Regions from separate parts of the Homo sapiens genome. Here regions 1 and 2 are each linked to region 3. The links are chromatin loops, found by intact Hi-C in ENCODE. Cell type or tissue: heart left ventricle. All regions are shown on one strand.

Evidence for each region. Hi-C counts contacts between places; a loop is a spot of excess contacts. Peaks named below come from ENCODE experiments on the same cell type or tissue, not always from the same donor. Only the 100,000 strongest peaks of a DNase experiment are listed, where the experiment ranks them.
Region 1: a loop joins it to region 3, with 6 times the contacts of the local background. A loop is called at or near these places in 33 of 110 quality-filtered maps.
Region 2: a loop joins it to region 3, with 6 times the contacts of the local background. A loop is called at or near these places in 62 of 110 quality-filtered maps.

What each region holds. Positions count from the first base shown.
Region 1 is chr13:29,259,942-29,262,441 of GRCh38, forward strand. The region is part of intron 5 of MTUS2 (microtubule associated scaffold protein 2); the gene reads left to right. Among named protein-coding and RNA genes, the nearest start is that of MTUS2-AS2, 11 kb to the left of the region's middle. In heart left ventricle, a CTCF peak has its summit at 940 (motif pointing left); no DNase peak of the experiment used is centred here.
Region 2 is chr13:29,361,728-29,364,227 of GRCh38, forward strand. The region is part of intron 8 of MTUS2 (microtubule associated scaffold protein 2); the gene reads left to right. Among named protein-coding and RNA genes, the nearest start is that of MTUS2-AS2, 110 kb to the left of the region's middle. RefSeq lists an enhancer at 1,190-1,409 and a silencer at 1,225-1,519. In heart left ventricle, a CTCF peak has its summit at 1,479 (motif pointing left); no DNase peak of the experiment used is centred here.
Region 3 is chr13:28,818,785-28,821,284 of GRCh38, forward strand. It overlaps MTUS2 (microtubule associated scaffold protein 2), which reads left to right and starts at 1,555. Exons shown (of 16, transcript NM_001033602.4): 1 at 1,555-1,827. RefSeq lists silencers at 1,020-1,369, 1,460-1,529 and an enhancer at 1,429-1,929. In heart left ventricle, a CTCF peak has its summit at 1,163 (motif pointing right); DNase peaks (open chromatin) are centred at 1,147 and 1,757; H3K4me3 peaks cover 1,971 bases; H3K27ac peaks cover 180 bases; H3K27me3 peaks cover 1,743 bases.

The DNA of each region.
Region 1 (2,500 bases), 440 kb after region 3:
TTGCTGTGTACCCAGTGCTGTGGCAGCACCTGCCATGGTGCCCGGTGACCATGGAACCCAGTGACCACACTCTGCTTTCATCAAAGCCAACAGCCGGAGCAAAGAAAAGAATTCACTTTGTTTTGATAGATGAGTCTAGTAATTTTAGCACTTTTAAAACTGTTTATTTCTCTATGCCATAGGATGCTTTCAGTGAATGAAATCTTCTCCACTAAACCATGATGATTTAAGTTGTTTGAAAGGCAGCACCATCTGTTTTCCACTGGGCTTCCCAATAGAACACAACACAATTTCAGTTGAAATCAGTTGCTATTTATGTTTTCAAGATATTTTTTCTTTGGACTTTAGTACAGCTCCTGAAGATTAAGGTTTTGGACCGAGGCTGTCAGAATCAGGCAAGTTCAGTCCCATTCCCCAGTTTCTGACTGAGACTGAGCAGAAAATAAATATGGAAAGCAGAAGAGGCACTACTACTGAACAGTCATGAACCCGTTTATGCCTAGTGTTCCATTACTGGAACGCTAAGCTTGTGGGAGTTATTTATATCCTATCGCTCAATGTCATTGCCAATGTCTGATTTTTCACACAAAAGAATTTACAGCCTCTGGCATAAATGGGTTAAAACATGGTTGAATATTGAAAACACATACCTATATAGTCCCCATGTAGCTAAAGAATTAACACTGAACAACAAAATGAGTGAATGCTTTTAGCAAGAAAGCTAACTCAGCAGGATTTTTTTATGCTACCAGTCTCGTTTTACACTGAGACAAGTAAGGACTGTATTTTGGATAAATCTTTCAGTCCTTTATTCAGCTAGAGCAGTGGTTCTTAATCGGGACAGTATTCCCCTTGGAGGACATTTGACAAAGTCTAGAGACATTTTTTAATTGTTACAACTTGGGTATGGAGAGAAAGGGAGATTGCTACTGGCATCTAGTGGGTAGAGGCCGGGGTTGCTGCTGAACCTCTTACAATACACAGGGCAGCACTCCTGCCCCCAGTAAAGAATTATCTGGTCCAAGATGTGGGTAGTGCTGCTGTTGAAAAACTCCAGGCTAAAGGGAAAGAGTCCTCCAGCTGTGTCTGGCAATAAAATCAGTGTGCTGAACAAGAAAAAAAGGAAGATTATCATCCGCCTGGACCCTGAAAGAAGAGAGGGAGTTTTCTAGCTCCCAAGAGGGGAGAGAAACTAGCTTCAAGTTCAAGGAATAAATACTATTTTGACTTACAAGTTGACATACCTCCTTAAGGCCAATATGCGGTCTATTTCCTAGGAGACTGTTCAATTTCTTCTCCTTTAAAGATTTCATATTCCCCAGAAGCTAAGTCAAAGGATTCTTTTTAAGAGTGCAAGAAATCTCAACCAGATGGTACAATCTGACTCCTTCTCGCAGTCCCTGAAGTGTTCATACATATACAGGAAAAGGGTTTAGGGCTCAGGTACAGTGATCCCCTTTTCAACATTTGACTTGGTTTCTCAGGATTTGAACTTGGTTTGCTTTCAAAAGTGGCTGACTAAAGCAGTATCTGACATGTAATAATCCACAAGTCCCTCAGAAGCTTCAATATAACTAATCAGATCTCTGACACAGAAGCAGACTATTTTAGAACAGAAAAAATCCAAGCTACAGAAATAGAGCACCTAAACTTTCTTATTGCTCTATTAATAAAAGCTACTATATAAGCCCTTGATCATTTCTATAATTTTATACCATATTAATAACTTCAGCAGAATTTAAATTGGGTTCACATCAGATGGTGTTATCTTTTAACAACTTCCACACTAAGCATATAATTAAAATGCTCCAGTTTAAATATTTTCCCCAAGGTATTAACTACTAAGATATTCAGACAATGATGAGCTAAAGTTAGAGTGTTCATGGATGATGGCTCAAGCTTTTAAGTACTTCAGATAGGGAAAAGGGATTTATTACAATGGGTCTAATTGATATAAAAGAGGAATGGTAAAAAGTTGCCTTTAATTACTCAAAGGTCTCTTGATATATTAGCCTTTGGTCTTTTAAGTAACTAACCTCCGTCAGTATTTGACTAAATTTTCTCCTATGTGAATGTGACTGGGCAAATATTAAAGAAAATTTCCCAAATCAAAAGAAAGCTTTAAGCCATTTATGTGCCAGAAGTTCAGAAGTCCTGGGCTGGCTGATGCTGGCTTTGATCTTCTGTGATTACTTCTATAACTTTGAGAGAGTCAGTGTTAGCACTCCTGGCCTTTGCCTTCTTCGTTAAGCAGCTCTGTCTTTCTTAAAGTAGTTCTGTTATCCACAGGGAAACTGAATCATAGAGAAGGTGGCATTTAATTGGGCTGTGAAGAACTGCTAGACTTGCCTGTGGTTGCAGAATGCCACAGCTCTCTCAGATTTGGGCCTCCTTTCTCTTTTACATTTGTGTCCCTGGACTATAAGTCTCATTTTACCAGTTCATCTGCACCCATATTTCCCCTGTTTCCTGAAAAGAAATAAGAAAGATGACTCTTTTT
Region 2 (2,500 bases), 540 kb after region 3:
ATTGTGAATGAGATCTTGTCTGAGCCAAGCATGCCAGCTTTGAGGAAGCATGACCTGTATAGCCTGAAAATGCATGATCTCTTTGTTCTACCAGTTAGAAGGCCCTGCCAGAATTCCATCCTGTAAGGAATGCACGTGTATCTTTTGTACACTGTAGCATATTTATCTGCACAGCATGCTCTGGTGGAGAGAGGACGCAGTGCTAACCCAGAGTCAGTTCCATCTCTGCCCCTATCCAGTGGTGAGACCTTGAGCAAGTTCCTGCCTCTGTGCACTTCGTCATCATCACTGTAGGAATAACATCCCTGTCCTTGTTCTCTTTCCCCCTGGCTGAGTCATTAACTTTGAATCTCAGTTTTCTCCATTTAAAATAGAATTCATAATAACTCTTCACAAAGTCATTGTGAGAATGTAGTGAATTAATGTGCAAAGATGCTTTATAGAGATGGGTCTCACTATGTTTTCTAGGCTGGTCTCAAACTCCTGGCCTCAAGTGATCCTCCTGCCTCAGCCTCCTAAAGCACTGTGATTACAGGCATGAGCCACCATGCCCAGCTGGCAAAGGCACTTTTTTAACAAATATTCAATCAAACATTCTTTTCTGAGTACAAAGAAATCTGTCAGGATCTACCTCAAGGATTTTACTCTCAAGTGGGAGAAGGTGAAAACACAGTCAAAGCCCTTGAAGAGCTTGGCCTGGAATGTACTTTAAAAATAATTTAAGAAAATAATTTTCAGTGGCCAGGCTCGAGCAGCCTGGCCAACATGGTGAAACCCCATCTCTACCAAAAATAAAAAAAATTAAAAAAATTAGCCGAGTGTGGTGGCACGTGCCTGTGATCCCAACTACTTGGGAGGCTGAGGCAGGAGTATTGCTTGAACCCAGGAGACGGAGGTTGCAGTGAACCGAGATTGCTCCACTGCACTCCAGCCTTGGTGACAGAGGGAGACTCCATCTCAAAATACATTTTTTAAAATGAAAATGAAAATAATTTTCTAGTATAGCTCTTCAGTTGCTGCTATATATTTTTACCTGAATATGCTGATGCCATTAATTTAAATATGTGTTGGAAGTAAGCCTCACCACTAGAGAAAAAGAATTAGAAGCCCAGATAAGAATCTCCCTTTTCTGCCCCATGCTTTATAGCTCCTGGCAGAGTAGCTGTGAAAGTTGTCAGCTCTAACACAGCCTCAGCCCAGCGTCCAGGGATTCTAAGATGCCACACTTAGGTGCCAACAGCAGCCTCACACTTGTGCTGGTTGCAGGCAGCTCTGCCCCTGCAGCAAGGTATGTTCCTCACCACGGGCCAAACAGATCTGCTGTATCCATGCTCCCAGACCCCCAAGTGGTGTAGTAATGAGTGTGACTCTCAGGGACGGACTCGCGCTCCTTAGGGTCAGGTTGAATGGTGTGATGGTGCTTTTGCTGTGTGGTTCCCCGTAATGCTACTCTTTAGCATCCCCTGGTGGCTCTCCCATGAAACAGTCCACAGGATGGTCCTCACCCTGCAGCATGGAGTTTTATACACATTACCTGAGGGTACATGGATTTTCATGTTACTTTTAATAAGATTTATTATACTTATTCAGTATTTTTCATATCTATTCTTGTCTTCTTTGTTAACTTTATGAATGTGATTGTAGATGATGGTTTTGAATTTTTTTACATGTTATTAAATAGTTTAGGCATAAAAGACCTCAAAATGAATATGTCAAGCATTTTTGGACTTTCTAAACTTACTAAAAAATTAATAATTCACCAACCTCCTTCTTCTCAGAGTGTGTATATATTTTAAGGCTTTTATTATTTTACCTTTTATCACAAAAAAAATTTAATATAGAATAGTGGAAAGAATAAAACCCAGATACCCCATAATCCATATTTAACATTTATTAACATTCTGCCATATTTGCTTTATCTGTGTCTTGTTGTTGTTAGTTAGGGGTATGTATATTTTTTATATATTTTGTATATTTGAACTTCAACCTTTCACCTTCAGTTCACATATATTAGTAGACAATCTTTAGCAACTCTGTCTCTACCATATGGGGTGGGTAGGTAGGGAGGATTCAAAAAAGTAAGAGGCAGAACTTTAACAATAGAGCTCTTATTTATTGACCATCTACTATGTCCTGGGCACTTAACAGGCATTATTTTAACCCTCACAACAACCATAGCTGTTGTAGATATCATCCTCATGTGATGCCTGGGGAAACTGAGGTTTGGGGAGATTGCATAGTCCTCTGAAGACAACATAATTAGAAAGTGATGGAGCCAAGATACAAATACAGGCCAGGCCACACCCAACACTCATGTTTTTCCACTATATTATGATGCTACTTCTCCCTCTCTTCACAATCATCAAGGTGCTTTTTATGTATTAAGGGGGGAAACGCACAATTGCAAAACAGGTGAAACAATAATCTAAAAGTTAAACACACAGAAAATGACCTAATGGTTTAAGCTGTTGCCATAAAAAAAATACTATGTGCTCAAGTG
Region 3 (2,500 bases):
GTGGGTGGTGGGAGGCTAGTGGGGAAGGCTTGAATGGATTGCGATTAAAGTTTTGATTTGGATTGGGCTGGACTTTTTATTATCAGCAAATCTGACTGTTTATGAACACCTGAAAGTGACAGGAAAAGCTATGAAATTTGCCCCAGATTCTTCCAGGGGAGAAGGGAGAGCTTCTGGAATAATTTTTAAAGACAGTGGTCTGAAAAAAAAAAGTGCCATTTCATGATTTCCCTTCACCAAGTAGTCCAGTTGGTTAAAAAAAAAAATTAACTGTCATAAAGTATTGGTTAACACAGTGGTTTGGAAAGACATCCCCTAAAAACAAAAAACGCCAACCTAAATAGTGCAAAGACCAGCAACATCGTTTCATCTTTATAATGGTAAATGTTTATTCCATTGCTGTTTGAATCAGTCTGCAGAAGTCCTCTGGTTTCGCTTGCCTTTTCAAACCTCCAGGTGCACCGCGTGAGGGAGTCTGAGCATTTCAGGTAGGACTGGAAAAAGGTCTTTGAGAAATCATTAATTAATCTATTTACCTTACCATAAGAGCAGTCAAGGCTCGCTGGAACCCCTCGGACAGTGGGGAGGCACATTTGGTGCTCATTAAACATAGAAATAAGCTTGCTTCTAGAAAGAAACGCCTGCCTTTTGCGCAAATCTTTTCAGAGACTGGCTTTGGGCTCCTATGAATCAGGCACCCTAGCGTCCTCCAAAGTTCTTCCCGATGCTGAACCCCAATGCCTCCTGCTGCGCCTAATTCGAAGCGGCTCCCTCTTCTGTTCTGAGCGGAAAACAGCGGAACCCATTCCTGGAGGCCTGCCCTGGAACGGCCAACTCATTCTTACTCCTTTCTCCTGGGGTCCGATGCTAGGGCACCACGGTGACCAGCCGCGCAGCGGGCAGCGGCCCGCGCCGCGCCCACCGCCTGCGGAGGCTGGGTCTGGGTCTGGGTCTGGGGCTGGAGCTGGGGCTGGGGCTGAGGCGGGAGCTGGGGCGGGGGCGGGGGCTGGGGCTGGGGCTGGGGCTGGGGCTGGGGCTGGGGCTGGGGCGGGCAGGCGCGCGCGCAGGAGCGGGCGCAGGGGCCGTCGGCAGAGGGCGCTACGGCTCCCGGCTGCGGAGCTGCGACGCGGGGCGCGGGGCGCGGAGCGCGGGCCGGGAGGAGGCGCCTGGGTCTCGGCGAGTGCGTCTCCGGGCGGCCGGGAGGGGGTGCGCGCATCAGCTGCCCCGCGCCGCCTACCGCTCGGGCCCGCTCGCCGCCCGGCCACTGTCACCGCGGACGGCACCTCGCGGGCGAGGCGCGCCGGCTGCGTGGCGCGCTGCGAAGGTTGGGCTGGGCGGCCGCCGGCCCCGCGGCTTCTCTTTGTCCAGGCGAGGCGGCTGGAGGAGCAGCCGCGGCCGCGGCGGAGCCGGGAGCGCCTGGGCGTCGTGCGGGCGGCTCCGGTCCCCGGCTGCGCCCCGGCCCTCGAGCGGGGGCGGCGGCCTGGGCGGTGCCTGCGCCGAGGTGAGTGCGGGGGCGCGGAGCGGAGCGCAGCCGCGGCGCGGGCGTGGGCGGGCAGAGGTGATAGCGAGCGCCGGCGGCTCCAGGTGCGGGGGCGCCCCTCGCGCTCCACCTGCGCCGCCGCCGCCGGCTCTCAGGGCAAGTTTATCTCCCCCCTTCTGCGGAAACCCTTGACCGCTTAGCGGAGTACAGACCTGTCGGTAAATAGAAAACTCGAGCTGGAGAGGAGGAGGAAGCAGCGTGGCGGAACCCGGCCCGAGATGAGCGTCTCCGTGAGGGCAGTGGTGGCCTCTTGGACATTACATCTTTCTTGGCTCTTTTTGACCCAGGTGAGCGAATCCTCTGCTGCGCGGTCCGGTGGGGTCGGCTGGCTCTGCTGCCGCCCTCTGGACCCGCCGGAGACAGGTGAGCGGAGTTGGGGAGCGCGCAGCCGGGCTCGGGGCAGCGCCGGGCTGGTTCGGCTTCTCGTCTCCAGAGCGCTGATGCTTCCTGCCCACATCACCTGCTCTGGCTTAGGGACTGCAGCTCTTTTGGCACCTTCGCTTGCTGCCAGGTTCAACACCCACTGCTTTAGAGGCGTTGGTAGGTTAGTTAAGGCGAGTTCTCCCCTACCCACCCCCAGCTTTGGATAATTTGGTCTGAGTCTTCGTCTTAATTTAGTATGAGTGTGTTATTTCCTTCAAGCTTTATAATGGTAAAGCAGTGAAGCGGCTTGCTACATCCATTTTTTTTTTTCATTCTGTGCCTGTGCACAGAAGGAATTACAGGCACACAAGTGATGTTACTACCATTCTATTTTAAATACAAACACGGAAAGAAGTACTCTTGGCAGGATACCAAAGGCGCCTGTACTCTCTGTTATATAAATGCTTAAAAAAATTTGCTCATTGGTAAAGTTATGTGTGATTACCAGAGCACCTAAGAAGAGAGTGTCATGCTTTTAGTTTACTTGGAGATAAGCAGTGGTCTTAGCTTGAGGTACCCTTTTAAGATAATATAGGA